Regions from separate parts of the Homo sapiens genome. Here regions 2, 3, 4 and 5 are each linked to region 1. Evidence: chromatin loops called from intact Hi-C (ENCODE). Cell type or tissue: heart left ventricle. All regions are shown on one strand. Links, peaks and the distances in the headings refer to the core of each region. The heading gives the core; the rest is flanking DNA. Region 1 overlaps SPESP1-NOX5 (SPESP1-NOX5 readthrough). Region 2 overlaps PAQR5 (progestin and adipoQ receptor family member 5). Region 3 overlaps GLCE (glucuronic acid epimerase). Region 4 holds the start of LINC02896 (long intergenic non-protein coding RNA 2896). Region 5 overlaps GLCE (glucuronic acid epimerase).

Evidence for each region. Hi-C counts contacts between places; a loop is a spot of excess contacts. Peaks named below come from ENCODE experiments on the same cell type or tissue, not always from the same donor. Only the 100,000 strongest peaks of a DNase experiment are listed, where the experiment ranks them.
Region 2: a loop joins it to region 1, with 10 times the contacts of the local background. A loop is called at or near these places in 105 of 110 quality-filtered maps.
Region 3: a loop joins it to region 1, with 11 times the contacts of the local background. A loop is called at or near these places in 75 of 110 quality-filtered maps.
Region 4: it touches region 1 in a loop (4-fold over the local background); 19 of 110 quality-filtered maps call a loop at or near these places.
Region 5: a loop joins it to region 1, with 16 times the contacts of the local background. A loop is called at or near these places in 85 of 110 quality-filtered maps.

Annotation. Positions count from the first base shown.
Region 1 is chr15:69,056,034-69,062,658 of GRCh38, forward strand. SPESP1-NOX5 (SPESP1-NOX5 readthrough) reads left to right here. Exons shown (of 17, transcript NR_033672.2): 17 at 532-6,625. NOX5 (NADPH oxidase 5) reads left to right here. Exons shown (of 16, transcript NM_024505.4): 16 at 532-6,625. The coding sequence ends at 663. Among named protein-coding and RNA genes, the nearest start is that of EWSAT1, 22 kb to the right of the region's middle. RefSeq lists an enhancer at 3,948-4,447. In heart left ventricle, for the core only: a CTCF peak has its summit at 3,225 (motif pointing right); DNase peaks (open chromatin) are centred at 3,248 and 4,190; H3K4me3 peaks cover 323 bases; H3K27ac peaks cover 1,462 bases.
Region 2 is chr15:69,391,405-69,398,029 of GRCh38, forward strand. It overlaps PAQR5 (progestin and adipoQ receptor family member 5), which reads left to right. Exons shown (of 9, transcript NM_017705.4): 7 at 6,064-6,160. It overlaps KIF23-AS1 (KIF23 and PAQR5 antisense RNA 1), which reads right to left. Exons shown (of 2, transcript NR_132971.1): 2 at 5,500-6,344. Among named protein-coding and RNA genes, the nearest start is that of KIF23, 20 kb to the right of the region's middle. In heart left ventricle, for the core only: CTCF peaks have their summits at 3,388 and 3,595; DNase peaks (open chromatin) are centred at 3,367 and 5,245; H3K4me3 peaks cover 326 bases.
Region 3 is chr15:69,223,854-69,228,853 of GRCh38, forward strand. All of the region lies in intron 2 of GLCE (glucuronic acid epimerase), which reads left to right. Among named protein-coding and RNA genes, the nearest start is that of GLCE, 66 kb to the left of the region's middle. In heart left ventricle, for the core only: a CTCF peak has its summit at 2,080; no DNase peak of the experiment used is centred there.
Region 4 is chr15:69,462,578-69,469,202 of GRCh38, forward strand. It overlaps LINC02896 (long intergenic non-protein coding RNA 2896), which reads right to left and starts at 199. Exons shown (of 3, transcript XR_932420.2): 1 at 105-199. RefSeq lists enhancers at 1-217, 153-447, 218-725, 5,766-5,965. In heart left ventricle, for the core only: CTCF peaks have their summits at 3,546 and 3,746; no DNase peak of the experiment used is centred there; H3K4me3 peaks cover 264 bases; H3K27ac peaks cover 282 bases.
Region 5 is chr15:69,262,597-69,267,596 of GRCh38, forward strand. All of the region lies in intron 4 of GLCE (glucuronic acid epimerase), which reads left to right. Among named protein-coding and RNA genes, the nearest start is that of PAQR5-DT, 34 kb to the right of the region's middle. In heart left ventricle, for the core only: a CTCF peak has its summit at 2,956 (motif pointing left); no DNase peak of the experiment used is centred there.

The DNA.
Region 1 (6,625 bases), core at 729-5,728:
GGAGGGGAATGTCTGTGGTGAGTGCTTGGGCATCAAAGAGGACTTTCAGAAAAAGGCAATTCATAAGCAGAATTTGGGGTAGAAAAGGGTCCTCACTGGGGGAAAGACTGACATCAGGAAGGATATTTAAATCACAGCAGGGTGGCCAGCCCTGGGGACTAACACCAGGTTCAGACTCCCATGGGAGTCCCAGAGCACTGTATGCATCTCTCTGCGTGTCTGATTTAGTGCCTGTCTCCCACAGTTGCAGATCCTTGAGTGGAGGGCCTGGGTCTTATTTATTTCTGGCCCTGGTCCTCTACCTGGGGTTCTGGGTCATGTTGCCAGCTGAACAAATGGCTCTTAGTTGAATGGCTGAGTGTTGAACTCTGCTGTAAAACCCAGCAGCTGTGCCATGCAGCTCCCTGTGTAAAATGGGAATGCTCATTGCTGCCGACCCGTTATGCTGTTACCTCCAGGTGGTTGTGTCACTGGTGAGTCAGCAGCTCCACCTATCTTCCCTCTTCTCTTCCTCAACCCCACTGACTCCAGGTGTTCCAGAAAGTGGCTGCTGAGAAGAAGGGCAAGGTGCAGGTCTTCTTCTGTGGCTCCCCAGCTCTGGCCAAGGTGCTGAAGGGCCATTGTGAGAAGTTCGGCTTCAGATTTTTCCAAGAGAATTTCTAGCCTCACCTCTCCAAGCTCTGCCCCAAGTCCACACCATGGGTCTGCTTCATTGCATTAGTATAAATGCCCCCACAGGGACCAGCCTCAGATGACCCACCCAATAAGACAAAGCCTAGGGACCCCCTAATCCTGCTCAACAGAGAGAACAGGAGACCCCAAGGGGCAGATGAACTTCCTCTAGAACCCAGGGGAAGGGACAGTGCCTTGTTCAGTCTGCTGTAGATTCTGGGGTTTCTGTGAAAGTGAGGGAACCAGAGGCTGGTCACGGGAGCTTGGGGGTGGGGTTCGAGGGGGCAGAGGGCAACCACTCCTCCAAACATTTTCCGACGGAGCCTTCCCCCACATCCATGGTCCCAAACCTGCCCAATCATCACAGTCATTTGGAAGCTTATTTCTCCGGCATCTTATAAAATTGTTCAAACCTACAAAAAGTGAGAAGAATCATACAGTGAACAGTGTTACCTACTTTCTAGACTCCTCAGTTAATAATTTGCTCTGTTTATCACATATTATCCATCAGTTCCTCCTCCCTCTTTCCATCTGTCAATTTATCTGATTTTTTGGATGCATTTTCAAGTTAGGTGCAAATATCTCAGCACACCTTGCTACTTGGAGGAGCCTTCTTCAAATGCACATTCCTTGGTCCCACTACCAGAAATTCTGATTCTGATGATCTGGGAATGAAACCTGAAATATGTATTTTCCACCAAATCCATTTGCATAGGGAGAAATAAGCAGCATCTTTCCCTGCCCCTCCTTGTGTCTTTGTCTCCCCATCTCCCTCTCTCCTGGCGCGTCCCTCAGAGCCTCTCTGGGCTCTGTATGCTGGCCTCTTCCTTCTCTCTGTGTGCTGAGTCGCTTGAGAAACAGGATGGAGACAGCCTCTTTGTGTGCCTCTCTCTGTCGTGGAAAGGCCAAGTGCCTGGGGATGAAGCGGGCTAAGCCTGGAAGCTCAGCTCAGCCACACTCTGGCTGTGTGGCCCTGGAAGCTTCCCCATGTCTGTTATTTTCATCTGTGAAATAAGCTGATGCCATCCGTCAGTCACAGTTGCTGTGAGGTGACATGAGACGCCAAGTGCTCAAGACATTCCACCTCAGTTCAGCTCCTTGCTGCTCCAGGCTTTCGTGCATCTACATCATTTCTCTTTATCCTGGCTCCCTCTGTCTCTGTTTTCCAGCCTCTGTTTGCGTCTGTCCCTGTCTGGGCAGGAGGGAACAGCAGAGGCAGCAAAGGCTCTCTCAGCACATACTGTGGGGAGGAGCGGCCCTGGGCAGAGGACAGGGTGGGCCTCACCTCCTCCATCTGAGCTGGACATTTCCATCTGTGCCACACCATGAGCTCCTGTGAGCCCCACATTTCCTGGGCATCCTCCACCTTGCAGTCAGTCCTGATAGGTTCTCTTCTTGACAGTGTAAAGCACCCTTCCCCAAGGCTGCCATCATGGGGTTGGAACCAGGCACTTTCCAATGGGATTGTAGCTGGCACCTTTCTTTTCCATGGGTTGGAAGTCCATGGTTGCAAAGGGGGAGGTAAAGAAGCCGGATCATAACCTGGATGATGATGTCCCTTATCTAAGGTGGGGCTGGGATGCAGCAGTAGGGGTGGGTGTGACCTGCAGGGGATGAGCCAGTTGGGTGGATGGAAGAATGAAGGTGGGGGAAAGCTCTCTTCTGAAAGGGGCAATAGGAAGGGGATGGTGGAGGAAGACGCTGAGGCAGGCCCTGGGAAGGGGAAGGCAAAACATACCCTGAGGACTGGGACAGAGCAGGATGGGAGTGAGGATGTCATCTTTAAGATGTGAGGAGGAACGGGAAGAAGAATACGAGAGGAGGAGTGGGGCCTGCAGTCAAGGAGAGGCTAATTCGGTTTGGGTGGGTGGAAAGCGGGGCTCGTGCTTGCACCAAGCCTCCATCTCCCTGGACTGGGAGTCAGCAAGGCCAGGAGACCTGGTGTTGGGGCCTTCCAACCAGATCGTGTTTAATTTCCAGCAAGCCTGGGGAGGCACACAACTCACCAGGGAAACTCACACCTGGAGTTTTACCAGCCTGAGGCCACACACTCTTGGAACCTCTTTCCCTCTGTTGAGTCTGTACTTTCCCCTCTTCATCAGGCTTGGGAAGGCTTGGACAAAACGCTCTCTGGGGCACAGAAGGAAACTAAAGAGGGTGTTCTGACTTAAGGTTGGAGGATGTAAACAGGCTGTGCCAAATCATTTGGAAACGTGGCAGAATCTGTTTAGCACAGGATGTCTCACACATGCACTCAATGCACACACACACATGCATGTCACCGTTTTGGATTCTTTCCCATCTCTGTCTACACCGCCTTAACACATTTGAGCCCTGCCCTCAGTCCTTTGCCCTCTCGTAACAGATTTCCACCAGGCTCCCACCCGCATATACAAATAGTCAGCTGTTCGTTTAGGACTTAATAATATAGTGGGTGGGAGCAGGTGGAAGGACTTGGACATACGATTCTAAAATCCGTGAATGCCCACATGTGTGACGACCATATGCCCGTGTCCTGAGGTTTTCTCTCCAGACAGATTCCAGTTGCCCACGAGAGGGCGCTGCAGAATCACGGATCTCAAGCGGGTTTGTTTCCCAGGAAGTGAGACTGGTCCGTGAGTGGCAGTTAATCAAAGGGAAAGGGGCTGGGAAGACAACGCCCTGTTCCAAAGCTCCCCACTAGAGGCAAAACCTCCAGGCTCCATCTCTGTGAAGTCAAGAGACTTCATGTTCAAGGTCAGTTTCTCTAGCTGGCAGCTTCTCACTGCCGCTGCCTTCCCCCAGAAACTCTACCCTCCCCATACCCAGTGTCCAGTTCTGGGCTTTCCTCTTTTCTGCTTGCAACAAAATGTCCATCGGTGAGGTCAAGTTGAACTGAACAGGCCTGGCTTGGGGAGAGTTCACAGGTCCAGGTTCTGTCTGCCTCGGTGGACATGTCATCGAAGGCAGCAGGACCACACATGTGAGTGTACAGCACGCATGGTCTGACCATCTGGATGTTTCCCAGATGTGCAGATGGGCATCATCGGCCATCAACAGGAAAATGCATCCGGATGACTGGCTGACTTTTCTTCTCTCACCAGATGTTGCCAATGCTGTAGAAACATCTGGGCCCACGACAGATAAGGCTGACACATGCAAAGAGAAGAGAGAAGGAGCAAGGCCAGTTATCGGCACGTGTGCCCATCCTCCCCCATGAAGCTGCAAACTCCCCAAGGCCAGACATGGGGACCCAAAGCCTAGCACAGAGTGTAGACCAGATGTCGGTTCCTCCCAGGGCAAGGGGTTACTTAAATGGAATTATCCTTACAAAGAGTCTTTTGCACCTAATTGTCACTTGTAATTTGGGGAACAAAAGCACAAACACAAGCCCACTGAACCACTTTGCCAGGTGCCATTGCACTGTTCTGTGAGGACAGCGCTGACGGAGACAGCAGGCATTCCTGAAATGACCAATCAGGCAGGGCCCTCCTGGACGAGCGGCACAAGTGCAGGCTATTAATACACTGAGCTGGGGCATTCGTGGGAGGGGAGGGGGCATGGGCAACATGGAGAGTCACCAGGCTGGCAGACAAGGTTGAAGGTAGGGAGGGATGAGGAACATTAGCCGAGACTGGCTCTGGGCCAACCTGTTGGAGACACAGTGGACAAACCTTTGCCCTCTGGGAGGCAGGGCACTGAGTCCTACACTTGCCTCTGCCACAGTCTGCTGTGTGACCTTGGGTGTATCATTTGACCTCTCTGAGTTCTCACTTTCTTATTATAAAGTGAACAGATCAAGTATGTATGCGTTTAAGCACTTGTCATTTCTAAAAGGATACATGAAAGTATATTTATCTGTGTGCTCTGGGGAGTGGGAATGGAGGGATACAATGAAGGAAAGGATTTTGTGTTTTTGTTTTTGTTTTACTTTTTGCCCTTCTGTAAAGTTTAAGTTTTTATTAATATTATAGTTTTATTTTAAAAAGAAACCCCAAATAGGATGTCATGTAAAAGAAAAGAAAAAACAAGTACCAAGTGTTTGATATAATCCTATTTATAACACAGAAAATAAATGACATATGTATATCATGTGGGGATAAATAGATAAAAATACACGGAAAGACAGTTAGAAGCCAGCCTTAATCTGTCTTGGGCCCAGACAGCCCTTATCTGTTGGGGGCCCAGATGTGTCTACAGCATTGTTAACATCTGGTGAAAGGAGAAAAGTCAGCCAGCCATCCTGATGCGTTTTCTTGCTGATGGCCGATGATGCCCAAATGCTAAGCAGTTCGCAGTGGTTAACTGTGGAGGAGGCAAAGGAGGACTTGAATGTTTTCCTCTTATCTGTTTCCTGTATTTGTGTGTTACCTGAGTAAGGTTTCACTTCCTGTATTACTCATGTGATATTTTACTTTTTAATTTATGTACTTTTGTATGGCTTGTATCTATTTTTTAAGAGTAAAACAAAATGCAGAGATTATCTGCAGTGTTGTCTAAGATCCTGAATATTGATTTGGTATCAAGTGAAAGTATTTCGGGCCTAAGCCAGGGGACTGGCCCTCCCCGTCAGGGGTCACTCCGTGGGCTCTTCAATAAGGGAGGCTCCTATAGTGCCCATTATCAATATGCTGCTGGCCCTGAATGGCCTAAGTATTAAAATAAAATGCCCTGTCTAGGCCCAAAACTAGTCCAGAAGGACTGTGGAGGCCGTGGGCATACACGTGAAATTGTGTGCACAGGGGCTAAGCCCAGCACCAGCCCAGCCTGGGAGTTGAGATGCCTCAGGGCACACTGTCTGTGCTAAACAAATACTCATATTAACCAGCCTTCCTGACAGATTGATGCATCTTTTTATGATCTGTCTTTACAATATGATGACTCTCTCCTTTTAAAAATAAGATTAATTCAGACAAGACATTTATTTTATGAGGAAATTCATCCCAGGGGGAAAAATACTCAACCTGAATGGCAGAAATGGCTGGAAAGAGACTTGACTCTCAAGGAAGCTTCCAGCCTCCAACCTTAGCCACCCAGCCATGGCCCCAAAAGGGCTGCCCTAATACTACTCAGGGACAAATGGGCCCTCTTAAACTACCCTAGCTGTGTGAGTGTAGCCTGCTGGAGAAACAAAGAAAGACAGGTAGTGAGTTTTAGTGTGGCAGGGAAGAAAAGGATGCATTTTTTGGTAAAGGAAAAAAAAATTCTGAGATTTACCCAAATTTGGCTGGACATGAGTTTATAAATACAGATTAAGCTTGTCTTTAAATAACCCTAAAGAATGTTCAAGAACAGTGAATGATTTGTCTCTGTGTCCCCAGTGACTAGAATAGCGTCACCACCTAGTAGGTGCTTGGCGTGTTTCATGAATGTTTCCACTGCTATGGTCTGTTTCAGCTGGTGACCCCATGAGGTACCCTTGGCTCCTCTATCTCCCCCATCTTCCTCCTTCAGCCAATCATCAAGCCTGTCAACATGGCATTCTAAATGCTTCTCAAGCACATTTCCTTCCCCACTGGCCCTGCCTTGGTTCAGTCCTTAAATTGCCTATTGCCTGAATTGGTGCATCAGAGACAGGCTGGAGAAAGGAAGACCAGTTAGCCAGAAAGGAAGCTTGGAAGACCACCCAGCTAACTGGTCTTCCTTTCTCCAGCCTGGCTCTGATCCATCCTCCACACACTGCTGTGGGTCTGACTGCACACCTTCTTTTTGGAGGACTCTCCTATTATAGCCATCAAACTCCTGAGTCTGCTACACAAGGCCCCCCCAACATAAGCCCTAGATGAAGATCTGCTACCATTACAGCCAGTATTACCTGGCCCTTGCCTACCTCTCAGGTCTTGGCAATGTCCACCTTGCTTTTTTTACTTTAAATAGCATCATTTCGTGCTCCCCCAGGACACTGTGCAGCTTCGCACCTCCAAGCCTTTGCTTCTGCATCGCCTGACACTTGGAGCACCCTTCTCCACTTTCA
Region 2 (6,625 bases), core at 1,013-6,012, 340 kb after region 1:
GCTAAGGTGGGTTGGAAGTGTGGAGCTGCCTTCCATGGGAGTGAAAGTCTGTTTCTAGGAGTCCCTGCCGTGGATGAAGGGAGGTATAACAGATATAGAACAGTAATAACCCTGCGGAAACAAGTCCAGCAGAGATGAAGCAAGCCCCGGAGACCTGGGTGCATGGGCTTGTGGACTGGCCATGGTCCAGGAACCTGGACACTCTTGGACCTGGTCCTTGGACCAGTCACTGCCCCATCTGGTTCGCTCTCCTAGGGCTGTGTGGCTCTGGCGTTTGAAATTTAGGATTAGACAGGGAGAGTACCACAGGTTGAGGGGGCAGAGGAGGAAGAGAAGGCTTCGTGAGTGTGGAAGAAAGTCTCCAGAGTGAGGCTGGGTGCAGTGGCTCACACCTGTAATCCCAGCATTTTGGGAGCGCCAGGTGGGTGGATCACCTGAGGTCAGGAGTTCAAGACCAGCCTGGCCAATGTGGTGAAAACCTGTCTCCACTAAAAATACGAAAGTTAGCTGGGTGTGGTGGCAGGTACCTGTAATCCCAGCTACTCAAGAGGCTGAGGCAGGAGAATCGCTTGAACCCAGGAGGCAGAGGTTGCAGTGAGCTGAGAGCATGCCACTGTACTCCAGCCCGGGCAGTGGAGCCAAGAAAAAAAAGAAATTGTCTCCAGAGTGAATGATCCAAGATGGCTTCCCCATGAGCTCATAATTCAAATTCTTAGAACACTTGCTGGTTTTATTTTATTTTTTTTTGTTTTAAGTAGAGACAAGGTTTCGCCATGTTGGCCAGGCTGGTCTCGAGCTCCTGACCTCAGATGATCCACTCTCCTCAGCCTCCCAAAGTGCTGGTATTACAGGTGTGAGCCACCCTGCCCAGCCTAGATTACTTTCTTCTAGCCAGGAGTCTTCCCTGATGGTTCAGATATAACGGATGGGGTCTTTTGGATGTGGCATGCCTGGTGTCTTTGGAGGAACTTATCTGTCAGGGCAGCTTTGCCAGACATCTCCTGGGTGCCTGAGTTTGGGGGCTTCTCCCTTTGCCAATGAAATGGGTTATTTATTTATGGAGTACATCTGTGCCTATTCCATCTATCCACCCATCTACACACCCGCCCACCCATCTAACATTCCTTAAATGCCTGCCATACTCCAGGTACCACGTTAGGAGCTGAGGGTGCCAGAAGGATGCCCTTGCCTTCAGAGAGCACCCAGTGCCATAGGAGAGACAGACTGCAGATGCCCCCAGAGGTCCATGAGGCCATGATTTCCGTTAGAGTGTAGCAGGAGGGAGTGTAATGTAAACAAATAATGATAAGGCAGAATGACACCTGCCGGTATACACAGGGTTCTGAGAAGTGGCTTTAGGACTGGATATTGAAGGAGGTAGAACACTTTAGCTGAAGAGGAGGACATAGCAACCAGCCAGGACAAGGATGAGGACTACAGAGAGGGTGGGCCAGGGTGGGGAAGCAGCAAGGTGTGTTAGAGCTGCCAGAGTCTGCAAGAGTAGATGGAGGAGAGCAGCTACAGAGGGGCTTGGATGGTGGGCTGGGGGCCTGTGGGTCCTATGAGGACTGGCCCTTTGCTCATGAAGGATGAGAATCTCTTAGGGAAAAAAAAAAATCCTACGCACTCAGCTTCCATGCCCTGAGGGGTTTCCAGGCATATTAGCAGCAACTGAAGTGGGAGCTGAGGGGAGAGGGAGGTGAGGGGCTATGTTGGAATCAAAAAGGAGGAAGGGGGCACATGCCACACTCTTGCACCCAAAGGTAGAGTGGGCATGTGGCCCTTCCAGTGCCCTTTGTACCTCGTCCTCGCTCCACGTTCCCTGACCCATGGTTTTGCTGCTCTTACAAGGCCTGTCCTCCCCTCTCTTCATTCCCTGTCTCTGCCTTTGGTGTCTGGAGAGTGAGAAAGCTGACTCGTGTGCAGAAGTGATGCTGGCCCTGAGTAATTTCAGAAGAAGTGGGTAGAGAGGAGGGTGTGGGTATCTGGAGGCCTGAATTTCAACCCTGCTCCCCCAGACTTGCTGTATGGCCTCAGGGCAGTCACTGTCCACTCTGGGCCTCAGGGTCTACGTCTTCAATGAGGGCATCTGAGACAATACCCTCTGGGTCCTCTCTGGTTTGGGCATCGTGCAATGTCGATGCCTTAGTGTCTTCTCCAAGCTTCCTTTCCCAGCTGTCTTCCTCCCCCAGGCTCCACCCCTGCCTCTCCCTCCTGCTCCATCCGGCTGCAGTTGGGCAGGAGCGGGAGAGAACCACCTTCCCCTCCAGGGAGGGGAAGACCTCCTGGGGGAGACCAGGAACCTCAGTATTTGCTTGACAGTTATCTGATGCTTGCCCGAAAATCAGGGTTGAAATGGCATTCGTTCCATTACAAGGCAGACCATTAAGGCCAATCTCAACATAGAGAGCTTTGTCGTCCCCTGAGTGGTTTTTGGTTCTTATTGTCATGGACTTTGGTTCAAATGAAAATGTTCCAGAAAACTGCCTTCTCATTCTGTAGCATTTGAGAGGGGAAATGAGAGAATGCGTGCCCTCTTCGTGGTTCTTGGAGCAAGGTGGGGGTGGCCGAGGCCCTGGCCTGCTCATGCCTGCACAGGAAACGGCTGCCACTCCCTTCAGGAATGTCAGTTACACAGCAAGTACTGTATGGACAAATCACTGTCCATCTCCTTCCAGTGCATCCAACCATTGATTGTTTTTTTTTTGTTTTTTGTTTTTTTTTTTTCAAAGAGCTGCTGAGTGAAAAACCTCCTGGTCAGAGCAGTGAGGGCGAGAGATTAATTTTCACCCATGAGCTCTGCTCTAAGGACAGCTTAGAGGCAGTTGCTGAGGCAGTTCAGAGGGGTGGAGCTGACCTGGAAGGGGTTTGAGGTCAGCGCTGGAGGTAGAAGGCTCAGCAGACATGGTTCTCAGACAGAGGCTTGGCCAGAGGATAAAGTGCTGCTATAGCCAGTTAGGGGCATGGGGAAATGTCTACATCCCTGCAGTTCTCCAAAATAAGACAACTCCTACACAATAAAACAACCATAACTACCGCCCCCATGTACACACACACGTGCACTCGTGCGTGCGCCTCTGCAATAGAATGATTTTTCCAAAGGCCCGCTAGTTTCAAGCCCTAGTTCCGGAATTCCAGTTGCCAATCCTTCCAGCTTTTTTGTCAGATTGTGTTGAATCGACCCTTTCTTAACGAAGGCTTCTCCCGTAACCCAGTGTGTCCTGCCAACCTCGTTCTGAGCAGAGACCTCACTTCCTCTATAGCAGCCCCTTAGCCCTCTGGTGCGGGACTGCCCTAAGCCCGAGCAGGCTGGGCTGTGGGGCCGCACGTGGGGCGCCTCTGAGGATGCTGCGGCTGTGGTTCTGCTCTGGCTGTGGCGACATCGCGTGGCCTAATGCGGAACTGCAACTTGGTAGCGGACGGCCCCTCTCCCGAGCTACTGGCCCTTCTGCCTTTTTCTCTCTGTTGCTGTCTCTCTTCTCTTCTGCTTTTTCTCCTTCTCTTTTCCCTCTAGACCCGGCTTTGCAGCTGGAGAGGCTGGTCCGTTTGCCCCTGGGGAAACACTTTATCAGGCCGAGCGAAATGTTGTCTCAAGTCACAGAAAATCCATGCTTTGGGGGATGGCCTTCGCCAGCCACAGCCAGATTTCTTCGCGTGTAAGTGGCCACAGGGGCCCTTTAAGAGCGAGCCTCTCAACCTGGAGACGGCAGGCGGTGGCAGGGCACAGGGCAGGAGGGGGCGGCCTGCCGCGGCAGGGCAGGGTCTGCCGGAGGACTAAGAAGGCCGGTGAGGCAGATACCTGGCTCTCGGGATAGCAGGAGTGTGTGCCCTCTGCTCCAGGGGCAGAGCGGGCAGGGAAGGGTGAAGGCCGGGCGGGGTCTGAGTCTGCGCAGCCTACTGCCTGAGACAGAGGGGGTGACACTTGGGGGCCAGAAAGCCCAGGGTTTAAATCCTAGCTCTGCTTCTTATTGGCTCATCTGACTTCAGGCAAATCACCCAGAACCTATTTGTTCCCTCCTGTTCCTATTATCTGGACCAACATAGATACAAGGTGGGGATGGGGAGAGAATGGAGCTCCACGATGCATGTGTTTTTAAAAGCTGCTGTTTAGTCTGTGCGACTGTGCCATGCACAGTTCTAAACACCTCGGGAGCATCGTTTCATCAAATCCATACAACGAGGCTGTGACAAGGCACAGTCATTGTCCCTGTGTTACACATGAGGATCAGGAGGTACACAAAGGTTAGTGACCTGCCGAGGTCACGTGGTTGTGAAGGGCAGGGTCAGGATTTGAACCCAGTGTGTCCCAATCAAGCTCTCCACATAAAATCACAGTGCTGCGCTGCCTCACCTCTCCGGGAGTTTGGTTCTTTTTCGGGGGGGATGATGCATCCTAGTTCCTTCTCCTTGAGCTTCTCACCTGGTACATGCCATGTACCATGTATGACTTACAGGCAGGGTCAGGAAAGAAGAAACACGAAAGTGGGCTGGAGTGAAGTTGGGGTTTGTCTTGGGAGGCTGTGGGGCTTCTCCGGGCACACAGTGGTGTCCCTTTCTCCTGAAACAGGAATCTCCGGGTGGGCCATTTGTGCTCGGTTGCCCTGAGGACTGAGTGGAGCACAATAGCCTGGAGAATGTCCGCATCCTCAGACCTGCTTCTGTGCTGGGTCCCCAGGATCCAGGCCTGACCAGATCTGGCACCTGCCTGAGGAGGGTTCCCTAACTGCCCAATGTGGAAGTCCCTGCATACTCCATGCTGAGAGATACAGGCAGCAGCTGGGTTTATGGTCAGGTGGCTTTACTGGCTCATACGAGATATGAACAGCCTGGCCAGGTGAAATCGGTCTGGGCTCAGAGGAAACAGCAGATGGCATTTGAAGGAGAAGGAACAGGCTTGTGGACTGGGACCGAGGTTCTTGGGAGCAGAGATAGGAGCCACAGCAGGACACAGACCCCATCCCTCCAGTGTGATAGGGGGCAGAACTGTCAGCAAAGGCTGAAAGGGCCCAGATGCATGCATTGCCTTTACAGACTGCATCAGAACAGCCATCCCAAGAGCCTCAGCGTGTGGCTGTGCATCCACTGTGCTGGGTTCCTTACCCTGCAGCCCTGTGGGCCCCAAGGGAGGACACAGCCCTCCACAGTACACCTCAGCATTGATGTGGGGACTTTACCTGTCCCTACTACCTGGCCTTGGTGGCCCAGCCAGGGCCCATGAGCACTTCCTTACCCAGGCCTCAGTTCAGGGCTGTGATTTTGTGCAGAGACCCTCCCTGCCCCTCCCCATGTCCTCCCAGTGTGCAGCCTGCTGTCTGTGCTACCCAGTTCCCCATACCCTGAGCTGCTGCCCCAGGCTGGGCCCAAGTCAGCTGAGGCCCTGTCATGTTCTGTCTGGGGGGACCTGCCTCTCTTCTCAACAATCAGCATCACTTGTTTTAATGTTGCTGTCAGCTGTCTTTGGATTGGAGGTTGGGTGAGGGTGGCAATGAAGAAGAGAAGGAAAGACTTCACGTTTATTTAGTTTTCCCAAGCCAAGTATCCCTGTGTGTGGTATAAATATTCCAGAAAGCTCTCCAAGGGTCAAACACCTACTTGAACCCAGGTCTCCTGCATGATAATACCTGGGCTCCAACTAGATGGGTGCATCTCAGCCTCTGCAGAGTGTGCCCCCCAAGAGTCTGTGGCAGTGGATCCCCCGATTCCCCCTACCCGTTCCCTGTCCCTGTAGCAACTAGAGTTTTAAAAGGTTCTTTGGCAGTTACATAACTTGGCCCTTGAAGGGTTTCTGCCCAGCGCCTCCTTTCTGGCTTAGTCTGGACACCACTGCTTCCCATGGTCAGGAGATGGTGTCCCTGGAGATCTTTTTGCATCTGAAGTTTTGTCACTTCCATTGGGGTGGGAGGAATGGACGAGGCTGGTGGAGAAGCTGCTGGCCACAGGAGCTTGTAGAAAAATGCTTGTCCTCTGTTGATGACCAGGCCCTCGGTGTGCATGCATGTGCGTATGCAATTTGCTGAGACTCTTTTCATTCCATTTCCTCCCCACTTTCCTTCCCTGATTTAGGTTTCTTGAAATCCAGAAGCCCAGACTCTGTAAGGTGATTCGTGTCCTCGCCTTTGCTTATCCGTACACCTGGGACTCCCTCCCCATCTTCTACAGGGTAAGGACTGGCTGCATCTCCTCTCTGCCTGTTGGCAACACCAGGAAGTCAGTTGTTTTCCTGAGCTTCTGGGGGGTCACAGCACTGCAATGGGAACCGCAGAACAAAACAGGAGTCGAGACCCAGGTGAAGGGGGCCAGCCCCTCCACACCTGTGGGTATTTCTCGTCAGGTGGGACGAGAGACTGAGAAAATAAATAAGAAGATTTTTCTTAGTACAGATCAAAATGGAGTTTCTTATGTCTTCCTTTTTCTACATAGACACAGTAACAGTCTGATATATCTTTCTTTCCCCCACACCCAGGTGCTGCCTTGGTGGCACTTGAGGAGTGGTTAGGAGATGACATAAGCACAGAGGCCCTGACTGACAATATGACTGGGGGCTCGGGAACGTCATAGAACAGGCAGCCTGGGGCTGAGTGGAGTGAGCAGGAGAGCGAGCTCTGCAGGCAGGTCTCCAATACTT
Region 3 (5,000 bases), core at 1-5,000, 170 kb after region 1:
ATCTATATAGTGAATTTTTCATTTTGTACTTCTCAGCTCCAGAATTTCTCTTTGGTTCTTTTTTAGGTTCTGTAGCTCTACTGATACTTACACGTTTTTCATACATCATTTTCTTGATTCTGTCTGCACCTTCCTTTAGTTCTTTGCACATCTTTAAGACAGCATTTAAAGAGCTATGGTAGATTTGCCATCAGGTCTTTTTCAAGGACGATTTCTATGATTTATTTTTTGCCTTTGAATGTGCCATACTTTCCTGTTTCTTTGTATGCCTTGTGATTTTTTGTTGTTGTTGAAAACTAGACATTTAAATCTATTAATGTGCTAAGTCTGGAAATCAGATTTTCTCCTTTCACTAGGGCTGGTTGTTTTAGTATTATTTTTGTTTATTGTTTTTGGTTTTTGTAGACTGGGTAAGGAAACAGGGATCAGCCTATGTCAGAGATAGAAATATAAACTTAAGGTCTTCCCAGGTATTTTCTTTGCATCTTTTCCTGGACATGCATGATCATTTTCCAGTTTTGTCCATATTTACAGTTGTTTTTGAATGTCCCAGTCTTTAATGTCTGGCTCCCAAAAGGAGAAAAAGAGAAAAATAAATACAGGAAGAAAAATTGGCTCTGGCCCTTTAAGTTCCCTGGAAGTCATTTCAGGGGAGCAGGGGGGCTCTTGCAACACCGGGAGGAGGTGCAACAACAATGGCTGGCAGCCTCTTTGACTACACCCATGTGATCTTTGGCAACAATCAGTGATCAGAGTACAGATCTCCATACCTGGAGGACAAGGTCCTTTTTGCCTACGTGGGCTCCTGCAAGCTGAGTACAAACTGCTCCAGGAGCACATGCACAGCTGCCTGCCAGGGAGCTAGGAGTGGAGGATGGCTTGCTGCAACAGTGTTAAGAGCTGAAAATGACCCAAATTAATGCACTTTATCATTTAGTCCTTCTCTTGGAAGTTGCAAGCCTTCAGTGGACTACAGAGTTCCAAGATAATTACTTTAGACAGATTCTGCCAGTGCAGTTGTTGTCTAAGTTGGGAGACAGATTCCTGGTGGTTCCTACTTTGTCATCTTTCTTGAATCCCTCTGTGATTTCTTATGGCAGAAATTATGTTAATAGTAAACTCAACATAAGTGATATAGTTTTTTGGTTCCTAATAAATCAGATTTTTGTTTTTTGTGTTTAGAATGGCAGCCCAAGATAACTATGCTGGTGGTTCTATGGCTTATGGTGCTACATATACCCATAGTGATATAATATGTCTAAAAAGGTATGATTATTGGTATTAGGAATAAAAGCTTCATTAGCCAAATATTTTAAAGCTTTTTTTTTTTCTTTTTTGCAGGGCAGAGGTGGAGAGGGGTTAGATTATTTCATCTGCCCTACAGTTGGCATAATAAAGAGTAAGCCCTTAGTTTTGGGAATGTATGCAGTAAGCTAGGCATCCTTGCGTCGGCTGTCATAGAAGTCCCTGTCCTCTTAGTCTTCAGTAAACATTAGGATATACCAGGACTTATATTCTGTACCACAGAGTTCAGCATTCAATTAAATATGGTCTTATATCATAGTCTAAATAATTTGTTAATAATTATAAGGTTTTGAGGGGCAGTTGTTATGCCTCTTGTTTGTACACACAGTGCCTAGTAGGTATTCAGTAAACACTTGTTGATTAGGTTATCATGTATAAGCAATAATTTTTTTGTGGAATAATGAAGGTCTTGAAACTTGAGTAGACATTAGACTGAAAGTATGCACAACTTCCTGTAAATTATGTGTAAATTTGTAGATTTGAACTTTGACTTGCATACTAAGGATTCTTTTACTGATTTCAGAGTGGTAGTGCTGATATTTCCTAACATTTACTGAGTACTCTCTCTGTGCCTGGCATCGATCTAAACAATTTATGTACATTAACTCATTTAATACTACATTATGAAGTATTCTTTAAATCCATATGGTATATGAGGAAACTAAGATATAAACAAGTTAAACTTTTTCTTAAATACACAGAGTTAATAAGTGATAGAGCCAGGATTCAAACCCAGAAAAAAACAGCTAAAAGCCTACATCCTTAACTTCTATGTTATACTGCCTCCCAGTGTTACATATATGACGTTTCCAATTTTTATTGGACTTAAGGGCCTAAATTCATCAAACCTCCCTCCTCTAAACACATACACGTGTGCACGCATGCACAGACACACACACACACACACACACACACAGACACACACACACCTATTTTAATCTTTTGTTATTAGATACAGTTATTAGACCATCTTGGGATCATGGCGTTTTCTGTAACTTAAACTACCTACCTTTAGGTGAATTGAGTTAGAATTGAGTATTTGACACAAATATTACTTCTATTCCAGATTATGAACATTTCAAAACTCTATTTCATAAGTAATAAACATGATTTTGGCAATATTCCAAACACTGCTGTTGTTGGAAGTGTTAGGTTAGATAGAATTCTGAGTACTTTATTAAGTTAAATAGACACTGACAAAGGAATATTTTTATAAAGATCTGATAAGCCTTCTGGTCTGTATAAACCCTGTCTGTCCTACAAGTGTACAAATGTAGAAGATAGCAAAATCTGAGAAATATTATAGTCAATTAGTCACTCCTAAAATGTAGCGTTTTTACTTTGTCCATAGTGTTTATTGCAAAACAGCATAGGAATAATGGAGTCTTAAGAGTAAAGCTCAGTTGCCAAATAGGAAAGCTTATACTAAAATGGATTCCAATTTCTTAGTGAAAATCAAAACTTGATTGCATAGAAAGTATAAGAATTTCATGTTCATGCACATCCCTGATCCATAAATCAGGACTTTTAATATAGATTTCATATCTTCAGCCAGAGTGAGCTTGCTTGCTTGCCTTTTTTTTTTTTTTTTTTTTTTTTTTTTGAGACCTAATCTTGCTCTTGTCACCCAGGCTGGAGTGCAGTGGCGTGATCTCGGCTCACTGCAACCTCCGCCTCCCAGGTTCAAGCGATTTTCCTGCCTCAGCCTCCTGAGTAGCTGGGATTACAGGCGCCCACCACCACACTCAGCTAATTTTTGTGCTTTTAGTAGAGATAGGGTTTCGCCATGTTGGCCAGGCTGGTCTCGACCTCCTGACCTCAGATGATCCACCTGCCTCGGCCTCCCAAAGTGCTGGAATTACAGGCGTGAGCCACCATGCCCAGCCAAGAGTGAGCTTTCTAATTAGTATATTCTTGAGTCGGATGTTAGTAGGGAAAAATGTGTATGTGTATAAAATATATATAATTATTGCCTAACTAAATCAAGGATGATTTATTGTTTAAATGCAATTTGAGTCAGTAGACCATGTGTAAGAGAGACATTTTTGCTAAGTCTCTAAGATTATGGGGAATATTTGTTACAGCCCCAGGCCTAGTAGATTATCCTGACTAACTAATACCCTATAGAAAGGGTATCCAGATAATCATTAGAGACCCCTATTTGTATTGGAGAGAGAACATCAGTATTAGTGAAGCCCTATGATAACTCAAGTCACTAGTCTTAAATATGATTTGTTCAATGAAGAGCTGATACTAGAGTAGGTGTGTCAGAGAAAGCTTTCTAAGTATGCACAAAAACACAGTATTTGTTAGAATGAACTGTTAGACAACTAAATCAGGAGAGTCATGAACTTTCTTTTTTCATATGACAGAAAAAAAATTAGATAATCTTTTTTGAGTGAACGCTGTGAGCCGAACATAAACCTTGCAAGAAGCAGCAAGATCTGCAAGTATAGCTAAACCATCATTTAAAAAACAGTCTTTGTGTGCAGCAAACTTGGGCATATATGCTGACCTTATACTGATAATTTCAATTTTGTTCTCACCCTTTGTTGGTTGTCCATGATAGTGTTAAATATGACTGACTAATCTGTATGGTTATAAAAGCACATTAAGGAATATAGGTTTAGTATGGTAGCATCAATCCCTTTTGTATTTTTATACATGAGAAAATTCCGCTTTTATTTTTATGAGCTTATGTGGAAACTGGGTAAGGTAAACAATGATATGTAAGAATATGACTGCTAGTAGAAGTAAATATAGGTAAGTTGCATGTTTTCTAGGAAGAGTTATTAGAGTACTGAAAATTGTCACATCAAGTATTTTCAGTTGATCTGCTAATAGATGCATTGAAAGCTAGCATTTGACATTTAAGCCTACTCTTAAAATAGTAGAGAAAGCTAGGAGGAAAGTTTTTCTTCTCCAAGGCATTATGTTCTTTCTCTACTGAAGTATTATGCTTTTCCTTCCCATAATCTGTCTGATAACATTTTTATTTTCTATGTATCTTCTTTGTATTTTATAGCACTGTGAGGAACTATAAGTTGTCAAAACCAGTATGTATGGATTGAAGAGTGACAGAAAGGGTAAATATATAGATGAACTATATTAATTGTATCAGACAATTTTTATGAGCTCTAAAATGTATGTGGAATTAAAACTCATGATATCAGCAACTCAAAAAGTGGGAAGGGTATACATAAAGTGTTTTAAGGTCTTAGAGTTAGCTATAAAGTGATAGAAGTACTGATTTGTATTAGACTGTAATTAGCAAGGATGGTTTTAATCATTAGGGTAACCATGATTGAAACAGTAAAAGAATTATTAGCTGGCAAAAGAAATTGAATAATGAAAACTACTTGATAAAATCAAAAGAAGGCAAGAGAGAAGAGAAAGAATATAAAACAGGTTAATTGGAAGAAACAAACAATAGGCTAATGGATAAAATTTAAAATATATTAATGACATCAAATGTAAATGGTTTAAATATTCTAGTAAAAGACAAATTTGTTTGAAAAATTTGGAAGACTAAATTTCTTTCTTTTTCTTTTGAGTCAGAGTCTTGCTGTGTTACCCTGGCTGGAGTGGCACGATCTCGGCTCCCTGCAACCTCTGCCTCCTTGGCTCAAGCAATCCTCCCACCTCAGCCTCCCAAGTAGCTGGGACTACAGATGCATGCCACCACACCTAGCTAA
Region 4 (6,625 bases), core at 879-5,878, 410 kb after region 1:
CAAGTAGCTCGGATTATAGGCATGAGCCACTACGCCTGGCTAATTTAGTAGAGACGTAGTTTCACCATGTTGGTCAGGCTGGTCGCGAACTTTGATCCACCCACCTTGCCCTCCCAAAGTGCTGGGATTACAGGCGTGCGCCACAGCGCCCGGCCGACAGTCGAGCTTTTAGAGCCCGCGGCGCGCCCACCAACGCAGGGCCGGGAGGAAAAGGCGGGCCGAGAGGCGGGGCTGGAGGCCGAGTGTGGCCGAGGGAAGCCGAACTTTCCAGTTTCGCTGAGGCCTGTTAACCGCTGGGGGCGCCTTCGGGACAGCTGGCTTCTGCGCATGCTCTTGACCCTCCGTCCCCCGGAGGAATGTCTTAAGTCAGGAGCTGATTAGTGGTTGAAGGCAGCTGATCTGTTTCGAATCCTGTGTGTCCGGAGAGGCCAACGCTTTCATTAGCCAGCAGGAATGGGCTGGGGCGCGTTTGTAGTTGGGAATCCTGAGCCCGGGCTGTTGCTTGGAGGACTCGGGAGCAGCAGTGGATTTCGGCGTTACCAGGAGAGGTCTCGAGCACCAGATCCCTCTTCCTTCACTTCCCAGTAGTGGGTTCTAGCCGTTCCCAGCGCCTTCATTTCCAGAAGGCGATTTTACCCAGAGAAAGGAGAGGGAAGATTTGCTCTACCTTTGGCTTCTTATCAAATAGCTAAATCACGTGGGAAGCTGGTAAACAAAAACAAAAATGAATGAAACAAACAACTAAACAGCTTGCCGGGCCCCTCCAAGGCCCACCGAACCAGCCCCTCGAGGCAGCCACCGGGAATTTTCATAAGCTCTTCTGATGAGCGGGAGGATAAGTCAGTCAGGGCTGGAAACTCCCGGATCAGAGCAAACCCAGCTCCTCAGCACCTGAGGAGAAGACGCGTAGTCAATATGGTTTGAAATAATGTGTAAATGAATATATGAATGAAGAGCTGTCTTCAAACGTGGAAGGAAAAGTTAACAGTTTGATAAAAAGCCATATTGACAAACCTGGGAAAATGGGCTGTTGGTTGATTTGGGTGTAAATTCCTATAACGTTTTTCTTCTTTCTTTTCTTCTTTACTCCTCCTCTCCCTCCTCCTCCCCTACCCCTCCTTTCCCCTCCTCCTCCTCTTTCTCTTTCTTCTTCTCTTCTTTTTTTTTGAGACAGGATCTCACTGTCGCCCAGGATGGAGTGCAGTGGCATGATCTCTGCTCACTGCAACCTTGAACTCTGGGGCTCAAGCGATCCTCCCGAGTAGCCGGGATTACAGGCACATGTCACCACGCCAGGCTACTTTTTTTTTTTTTTTTTTTGGTCTTTTCTAGAGATAGGGTTTCACCATGTTGCCCAGGGTGGTCTTGAACTCCTAGGCTCAAGTGATCCTCCATCCTTGGCCTCCCAAAGTGCTGGGATTACAGGCGAGAGCCTCCACACCCAGCCCCTTAATGTTTCATTCTACTATTTTATTAAAGACTGAAAACCACAGTTAATAATGTGGGGATTTTGAATTTTTTAAATTTACTTTTTTTTTGAGACAGGGTCTTGCTTTGTCACCCAGGCTGGAGTGCAGTGGTGTGATCAAGGCTCACTGCAGCCTCGACCTCCTTGGGGCTCAAGCAACCTTCCTGCCCCAGTCTCCAAGTAGCTGGATTACAGGTGGTGAGCCACTGTGCCATCACTACAAGTTCCAATTTTTTTTTTTAATTTTTAAATGTTTTCTTCAGCCTGTTTGAGTTTGAACTACTACAGTTTTGTTTTGTTTTTTTTTTTTTTTTTTTTTTTTTTTGAGATGGAGTCTTGCTCTGTCGCCTAGGCTGGAGTGGAGCGGTGCGATCTCAACTCACTGCAAGCTCCGCCTCCCGGGTTCACGCCATTCTCCTGCCTCAGCCTCCCGAGTAGCTGGGACTACAGGCGCCCGCCACCACGCCCTGCTAATTTTTTGTATTTTTAGGAGAAACAGGGTTTCACCATGTTAGCCAGGATGGTCTTGATCTCCTGACCTCGTGATCTGCCCGCCTCGGCTTCTCAAAGTGCTGGGATTATAGGCGTGAGCCACCGAGCCCGGCCAGAACTACTACAATTTTTTTAGGGTCATTTGGTCCTCTCTCTCAAAAGTGCGCTTACCCTCTATCCAGGAATTTCATTTGTAGGAACCTATGCTATGTACAATTTCACTGAAGTATTGCTTGTATTAGAAAAAAAGTATGGATGATAGGCAGGTTGAATAAATGTTAATGTTTTCATGTAGCTATGTATAGGAATGCCGCTATGGAAAGACATCCAGGACACCTTGTTAAGTGAAAAAAGGTAAGTTGCCACCAGTATGCATAACATGACCCTATTTGAGTAAAAAAATAAAAAAAATGTGCATATGTTTTATAGTATTAAAAAACTTCTGGGAGGATTCAAGAGTAATTATAGTGGTTACTTCTGAGGACAGGGATTGGATGGGGTGGAAGAAATATTTTTACTTTCCAGTTTATCCTTTTTATATTGCTTGAATTTTTAAAGACCATGAACATACATTACTTTTCTAAATTAAAAACACTGGTTTTGATTTTTTAAAAATTGGAGAGGGTTTCATGTGGAAGAGAGACTCAACTTCCAAGTAGTTCTAGAAGGAAGAACTCTGACCAGTTTTGAGACAGTTTTAGGTCAAAATAAGAAAAATAAGGAAAAGCTTTGCTAGGTGTTAGGCTGAGGCTGGGATATGGAAGACAGTGTTGCTCCAGGAGGAAGTGAACTAGATGCTTCCTCTAGCTATGAGATCATGTAAGTCTTCTGGGACACAGGGTTAAATGCTCTGATATCAGACTACCTGGGCTGGCTCAAATCCCATTGCCGCTAAATAGGGCTGTGTGACTTTGAGTGAGTTATTTAACCTCTCTGTGCCTCAGTTCCATCATATGCATAGTGGGGATCATGTTGACACCTACCTCATAGAGTTCTTTTAGAATTAAGTGAGATGGCACATATAAAACAGCATAGTTACTGTTCAAAAACTGTTGAGCTTTTCTTTGCTATCTCATATGAATTGGTGGCTAAAAAGTTAAAAAGTGGCAGGGCACGGTGACTCACTCCTTTGGGAGGCCGAGGAAGGTGGATCACTTGAGGCCAGCAGTTGGAGACCAGCCTGGCCAACATGGCAAAAACCCACCTCTACTAAAAATACAAAAATGAGCCGGGTGTGGTGGCGTGTGCCTGTAGTCCCAGCTACTCAGGAGGCTGAGGCATGAGAATTGTTTGAACCCTGGAGCTGGAGGTTGGAATGAACCAAGATTGCGCCATTGCACTCTATCCTGGATGACAGAGAGAGACTGTCTCAAAAAATAAAATAAATAAAATAAAAAGGAAATCAAAGAAACAGTTTCTACAATTAGAAAGGCTGTTTTATTTTTACACCCTTTATGGAGAAGGTCAAATATTGGATTTTCAGAATTAATGGAATTATTGGGTTGGTAGAATTTCATACATGCTGGATGGCTTTGCTGACAAAAGGAATTTTTGTTTTCCAGATGCTGGCTCAGTGTTGCCCCATAGTGGCCAATCCTGGGAAGGGCTACTGGGGTTGACCCCTTCACGCTAGAGTGCTTCTAGGCTAGGGTGTGAGTTCCACAGTCAGAGCTGCCTGGCTGCTTGGCCGAAGGATGAGTGAGTCAGTCCACACCTTAGTAAGGAAAGCATGTTTGTGTGCCCTCCCATGACCCAGCCAAGAGGAAACCAAGAGCACTTTAATATGGTCTTCCCTCCCTTGTAATTTACTTAGCACGCTTCACTTTGCCTCTGCAAATGCTCAAGTTCATTTCTTGTTTAAAAACAAAGAAAGATGTCACTGAATCACTGTGCAATCTGGTGCACCCTTGGTTTTCCTCAAAGGTTGTTGGAAGAAAAGGCCACATGAAAACCATTTCTGCTTTTGCCAGAAAACTTGAGCAGGCTCTTATATTGTTATGGTCTCCTAAATAAGGTCTCATGTGAAAAATTCTTGTAAAATTTAGGGGCAGGAGAAAGTTTGTGTCCTCTGGGGCATTAGTCTGCATCCTCCTGTATGATAACGAGAGCTCTGTGACTTCACACTCTCTCTTCTCTGCTTCAGCTGCTGAGAAATTCAGTACCAGACCAGGTGCCCAATCTCAGTAATTAAATTAACCCAAATGGATAAGGTGTTTACCTCCTCCTCCTTTTCTTGGTACTGATTTTTAAAATAAAAATTTTGGCAGCTTTTTTATTGACTTTACTGCATCGTTGTACTTTGATCTATACTCAAATTCTTTTGAGAAAGAGGAAAGGAATTCACAAATTAAATGAAAAATTGAATATTGGAAGGTTTTTTTCTGGTGGCACGTTAAATGAGATATTAAGTTAGTGGTTGTACTTGGGTTTTGAGACTAACAAGCTTATAGGTCCAAGATTTCAGGTCATAATTTTTCTTTACTTGGGAAAATGAGAACCTCATGCATATCAGGCCATCAAAGAAGTTGTGAGGTGTGGTGAAAAGACAGAAAGCAGTTCAGGCTTGTTTTTTGTTTGTTTGTTTGTTTGGAGATGGAGTCTCTCTGTCACCCAGGCTGGAGTGCAGTGGCATGATCTCGTCTCACTACAACCTCCGCCTCCTGAGTTCCAGCGATTCTCCTGCCTCAGCCTCCCGAGTAGCTGGGACTATAGGCGCGCACCACCACACCCGGCTGATTTTTGTAGTTTTAGTAGAGACGGGGTTTCACCACGAGGCTTGTTTTTTATCCACTGTCACCAAGGATAATATTGAATCAGTGTGAACATTCAGAGACCGAAAAAGCTAGAAGCCCTATTCGGACCCAAAATATTTTCCCTCTGCTGTCATTTCAGACATGCCACCATTAGGGCTTCATTTCCCTGCAGTCTTCTTTAAATACCAAAACTGCCCTGGGAAGGATAAGACATCAGTTTCTTCATACTTCAGAGCAAATGGGATTGATTCCCAGGACCTCCTTTCTGTGGACTGGGTTTTTGCCTCCTCACCAAGAGACTGGGCTCCCTGGGCGAGCAGAGGCTGCTGGGTAAGAGAGATTTAGTTCTGTTTCAACAAGCTGTGGGGCCTTCGACAAGCCCCCTGACCTCTCTGGCCCCTGGTGTCCTCACGTTGCCATGAAGGGCTTTTGAGGATGCTCCAGCTCCCACATGGCCAATCCCGACTCCCCTCCCAGGGCCCCTGTTGGGCCCTGCGGCAGGTGCCAGTGGAGTCACCTTCCAGCCCGGCGGGGCCCATTAGCTCCTTGCTCTGTTGACTCTCAGGTAAAACCTTTCTTGTGTTTACTCAGCAAAGATTCTTTTAAGACGGGCTAAGCACACGGTTTACTCTGCTAACAAGCCTTGGCATTTATTGTGAGGACCTGTGTTGACTTATTCTCGAGTCTCCATTGACACTCACTGAGAAACGTTAACGCAAACACAAGGAGACATCCTGGGAGCTCTGAGGCCCGACATTGTGCTGGGGAAGGAGCTCCAGAAAGGGCCATCCTTTCTGTTTTGGTTAGAATCACCTTGAGAGTTAAAAATAACAATAATATAGGCACCATAAGAGATTCTAATGATCTCCTTTTACTTTTTAGGTTCAGTATCTGAACACTTTTGCTAAAGGTCTCTGGAAAGCTCCCTGTGTTAATTCTCGATGAGACTACGTCTGTGCCGGCCGCTTCCTGAGCCTCCTTCCATGTGCATAGGCCTGCTGCATGCTGGAGACCTGCGGCACAGCTGCCAAGTGCCCCGTGTGGTTCTGTGATCTTGGGACAGTCACTTCCTCTCTGTGGTTGTCAGTCTTCTCATCCCTAAGGTAAGGGGACGCTGTCTCCACGCTCATCTCCTCAGCTAGACTGGGGCCTCAGGCCTGAGCCCAGGGCCTAAGAGCCCTAAAAAATGTTTGCTGAATAAATGAATGAATAAGCCACATTAGCCACTCTCTCCGGTCTTGCTCCGACATCTTGTGCCTGAATCCTCCCCCAGTGCAGGCTCTGCTTTGAGTCGTACGTAGTCTGATGAGATCTGCTAATGGGGTCACTGCAGACAACCACAGAGCCCCAGCGTCTGACTCATACGCTGCGGCTGCCAAGTGGTTTCACCTGCCTCTGCCTCTCTCATTACCTCCTCTCATTCAAGCTGATGCTTGTAAAGGAAACAGCTTTCAGGTGAGGGGCCTGTGTATTTGGTTTGTCTTTGTTGCCTGGAAACTGTTGACATCCTGAGACATTCTGTTGCCTTCACTGGGTAATGAAAAATTGATTACTTTTCTCTCTGTCAACAAACTATAGCCCGTTCCCCTTGGCTGGGAATGGGTGAGAAGTGTGTGCGTCTTGCTCCGTGGCTGTTTGCTTGCTTTCAACAAGTTGGGTTTGCTTGACTTAGAGGTGGGGGTGGGGCCCAGAGCAGAGGGACAGGATAAGTGGCTGTGGGGGAGGCTCTTGGGGAGAGGACTCTCCTCACTTCCCTTGAGCGCTCCCTCAGTTCCAGCAAATGCCTTCACCCAGCTGACCCGTGGCATCTCTCCCCTCTGCAGTGTTCTCTCTGCTCAGCCTGCCCAGAAGCCTCCTTGAGTCTCTCCAGCCCTGGGGACAGCCTGAGATACACAGCTAATACCATTTCCTC
Region 5 (5,000 bases), core at 1-5,000, 210 kb after region 1:
GAGCAACAGATTTCATTGTGCACTTTTGGGTGCTTTGAGTAATACAAAAGATAGGTCCCCACATCTTAAATGAGGGATCCTTAGCCCCTCATTCTGTAGCCAGTAGCTGGAGATAAAACTACTTCCTAAGATGGTTTTAAGCATATAGAGGAGAGAACTCTGTCTCTAACAGCCACTCTGCGAGTGGGACACAGCTGTTCTAAGTTGGAACTCCCTGTTGGTGGAAGCGTGCTAGCTGGGAATGGAATTCTGTGTGTGCATGTACAGGTTGAGTATCCCTTATCTGAAATGCTTGGGACTAGAAGTGTTTCAGATTTTGGAATATTTACATATACATAAATATCCTGGGGATGGGACTCAAGTCTAAACACAAAATTCTTTTATATTTCATATGCTATACACATAGCCCGAGGGTAACATATTATAATATTTTTAATAATATATGCGACCCATCATGAGGGAAGATCTGGAATTTTCCACTTGTGGCATCATGTTAGCACTCAAAAAGTTTTGGATTTTGGAGCATTTCAGATTTCGGATTTTTGAACTAAGGATGCTGCCTCTCCAGTTGCATACTATAAGAGTATGAGAGAAGGTGAGTTGGAGTTACATGGGAGTTATTGCTCAGAACAGAGCAGGAGAAGGGAATCAAAGAGGTGAGACTATTTTATTGAAGCATAGGTATGAGAAATGAGGCTTTTTAGAGGATATAGACCTCATGGGAGATAAATTCAGAGAATCACCATTAAGAGGAAATTGGAACTTGTACATAAAAGCATAGGCTCAAGTGAGGTGAGACCCTGGAGGACCACAAGCTGAATGCTGTTGGTCTTTTTTTTTTTCTTTCTTGGCCTTCGATTTTTTTTTCTGAAAGGGGATAAAATCAAATATGAGTGAAGAGGCATATAATATGGGTCTGCAGCATATTTTTGTTGTTTTATTTGTCGAATAATGTTTTATTCCTTTTTCTAATTTTAAAATTGAATGAATTGAAACTTTAGGCCTGTCCTACTCTATTAAATTAAATTAGCTTTCCCTTTCCCCAAGCACTCTTTTCATTTGATTTCCATGACCTCACTTTCTCCTATTTCTGTAGCCATTCTTTCTCAGGCTTCTTGGGAGCTTCTCTTCTTCTGCCTGATTCTTCTTTCTCTTGGTGTTTCTTAAGATTTTGAGTAGGGCCTCTTCTCATGCTGCATAGTAAATCTGTTGATTAAACGAATGGATTGATTAACAGTTTTTGTTGGATGTGAAACATTGATTTAAAGGCTTTTTTTCCCAGCTTTATTGAGGTATAACTGGCAAATGTATACAATGTGATGCTTTGATATACATATATGTTGTGAAATGACTGCCATAATTAAATTAGTTAACACATCCATCACCTCATAGTTACCTTTCTTTGTATGGTGTTGGTGGTGGTGAGAACATTTAAGAGATATTTTAGCACATTTCAGGCATACAATACAGTATTATAAGCTGTAGTCACCATGCTGTACATCAGACCCCTAGATCTTACTCATCTTATATCTGAAGTTTGTACCCTTTGATCAACATCTCCCCATTTTTCCCACCCCCCCAGCCCGACAACCACCATTCTACTGTTTCTGTGAGTTCAGTTGTTTGGAGGTCCACATATAAGTGAGATCATACAGTATCTTTCTCTGACTTGTCACACGTAGCATAATTCCTTCAAGGTTCGTCTATGTTGTCACAAACGGCAGGATTTCCTTCTTTGTTATGGCTAATATTCTATTCTATAGGTATGTGTGTGTGTATACACACATGTGTGTGCACGTGCACACACACACACACATATTTACACCATATTTTCTTTATCTATACTAGACACTTAGGTTGCTCCCATGCCTTGGCTATTGTGAATAATGCTGCAAAGAACATGGGAGTGCAGGTATCTTTTTGAGGTTATTGATTTCATTTCCTTGGGTTGTATACCAGGAAGTGGGATTGCTGGATCATATGGTAGTTCTATTTTTAATTTTTTGAGGAACCTCCATACTGTTTCCTAATGACTATGCCAATTTACATTCCCACCCAAAGTGCGCAAGGGTTTCCCTTTCTCCATATCCTCACCAGTACTTCTTATCTCTTCCCTTTTTTATGATAGTCATCCCAACAGGTGTAAGGTGATGATATATCATTGTGGTTTTGCTTTGCATTTATTTCCCTCGTGATTAATGATGTTGAGCACCTTTTTATATACCTTTTGGCCACTCGTGTCTTCTTTGAAAAAGTGTCTATTCAGATCATTTGCTTATTTTTTAATCAGATTTTTTTTTGCTATTTGTATAAGTTCCTGATAGATTTTGGATATTAACCTCTTATCAGATATATGTTTGTACATATTCTCTCCTATTCTATAGGTTGCTTTTCATTTTGTTGATTGTTTCCCTTGCTGTGCAAAAGCTTTTTAGTTTGATGTAGTCCCACTTGTTTTTCTGTGCCCCTTTTGCTTGTACATTTGATGTCAAATCTAAACAATCATTGCTAAGACCAATGTCAAAAGTATTCTTAAATGTTGATCATCCTTTATTGCCTAAAGTGCATATATATGTGTCACATATACCAAAAATAAACAGTTATAGTAACTACTGGGAATAACTGGTTAGGAGAGGATGGGTCATGGCTTTCAAACAATAAAAAAAAAACAAAACTTTCTATTAGATTTGAAGGAGGAATCTTCAGATAGCCTAGTACCTCCAGTAGAGCTCAGAACCTTACCTGGTACATTGCCAAACTGGTTTCCACCATCCCATTTGCTCCCATTCAGGTCCTCGTGAATGATGCCAGGAGGTTATTTAACGTCCTCTGTATATCTATAAAATGGGAATTAAATGATTTGTAAGATTGTTGTGAAGATTATAATTGTTGGTTGGTTAATTTAAATTGAGGATTGTGACTTCTGTCACTTCTCCTAGATGACTCAGTAACACCCTCTGCTGGTGTTAAGGTCTTAGGAAAATTAATACATTGGCTTTTTAAAAGGTTACATCCCTTGACATCGTTCATTACTGAGTTCTTTGGACTGGTTTGTCATATGAAGATATAAGGTGACTGATTAAACCATGTCATTTCATTAAATTTGTGTAAATAAAATTGTAATTCTGGGAGGAAATGGGTACTCTTCCAGCTTCCGAAATTCTGGGAGGAAATGGGTACTTTTCCAGCTTCCTCACACTTGGACTTCTAAAGATGGGTCATTGTTATCCAGTTTGGCCAGAATAGACGTCATAGTTAATAATCCCATCTGATGAGAATGAAAAAATAAGCACTCAAGATAGTCTGCTCCACTGAATATAATTTAATCTTGAGTGGTTCATAAGTCAGTTCAGAATCCTGCAGTGTTTCAGGGATGTTGTCCTGAACTTCAGATCCCATTTTACTATAGATGCAGAAAAATGCTAGTTAAGAGAGAGAGTACATGTTGACATTTTGCCAGATAAGATGGATTTTTTACTGTATTAGAAGTTTACTTCTGCAATCAGTTTTTCTATTAAGTTACTCAGAGCATTGTTTGATGCATAAGTCTATGAGGATGTTCTCATTCTTGATACAACTTTCAGAATTGTCTGTTCCATCCAATGAAGTAATTAAGAGCCTTGGGACAAATATAACCATACTGCTTGAGTCCAGTGTTGCAAGAGTTAAATGATCAACTCAGCATACTGACACCCTCCAAGTATACACTATCATCAGTTCACATTCCTTTTTCCCTTTCTTTTTTTTTTTAAGAGACAGAGTCTCATTCTGTCACCCAGAACAAGAGTGGTGTGATCATAGCTTACTTCAGCCTTAAACTCCTGGGCTCAAGCAGTCCTCCCACGTTGGCCTCCCAAGTACCTAGGACTACACATGCCACTGCACTTGGCTATTGTATTATATTTTTTGTAGAGTTAGGGTCTCGCTTTCTTGCCCAGACTGGTCTCAAGCTCCTCGCTTCAAGCAGTCCTCCTGCCTTGGCCTCCGAAACTGCTGAGTGTGACCAGTTGTGCCTGGCCCAGTTCACATTTCTGATCTTTGCTCCTGGTGACACACTAAAGATTTTTTCAAGGATTCTGCAAAGCATAGATCTGCTTCTATGGCTGCATCTAAGAGAACCTTTCTATTGAATATTCTCATAAGAATACCATCTCCAATATCATTTGTCTTTTTCACAGTCTGAACCTGAGTCCGGGAAACCTGGATTCTAGTCCCTGCTCTACAACTAATTAGCTTTTGGCATTGGGCAAACCATTTAACCTTGCAAAGCCTACATATCTTCACCTCTAAAATGGAGATGTAATATAATAATTCCTGCCCTACCAGCTTCAGAAGATTAAGTATCAAGTGAGATAATACATGTGAATGCGTTTTGGACATTTAAGCTGTGAAAAGATCAAGATAGGAAGATTTCCCTTTAATATTTTAAAATTTGTACTACGTATATTTTTGTTGTTCTTATTCTTGCTGCTGCTACTGCTATTTTAATATGCTCAGTTTCTTGGTAGATCTAGATGAGCAGTATTCAAAATGTCATCTTTCTGGGAATTAGCCATCATTAATACTATAAATATTCAAGAGAAATTTTCTCTTTAATAATTTGTCAAATAAAACAGCTTTAACTTTTTGACCTCTGAAGCCAGTGGCTTCGGAATAATAACCATCATTTATTACTATATTCCACTCCATTGTCTTTCTTAAAATCCTCACAATTACCCTGCAAAGTAATATTATCTCTATTTAACATGTGAAGAAACTGAGGCTCAAAGAGGTGCATCTTGCCAGACTTCTCAAAGCTAGTGGTTGAACAAAAATTCAAATCTGAGGTTTTTAAACTCCAAAGCCTGAGCTTTACCCTGTCACTCCACCATTCTCTCACTTTTTGTTGTACACATGAGCCCATTGCTTAATTTCCAGAAATTTTATTAGCACTTCTAGCAAGTATGTGAAAACAAATCTATCATTTTCAAAATCAAATTAATAATGTGTTGTGGAGCGAG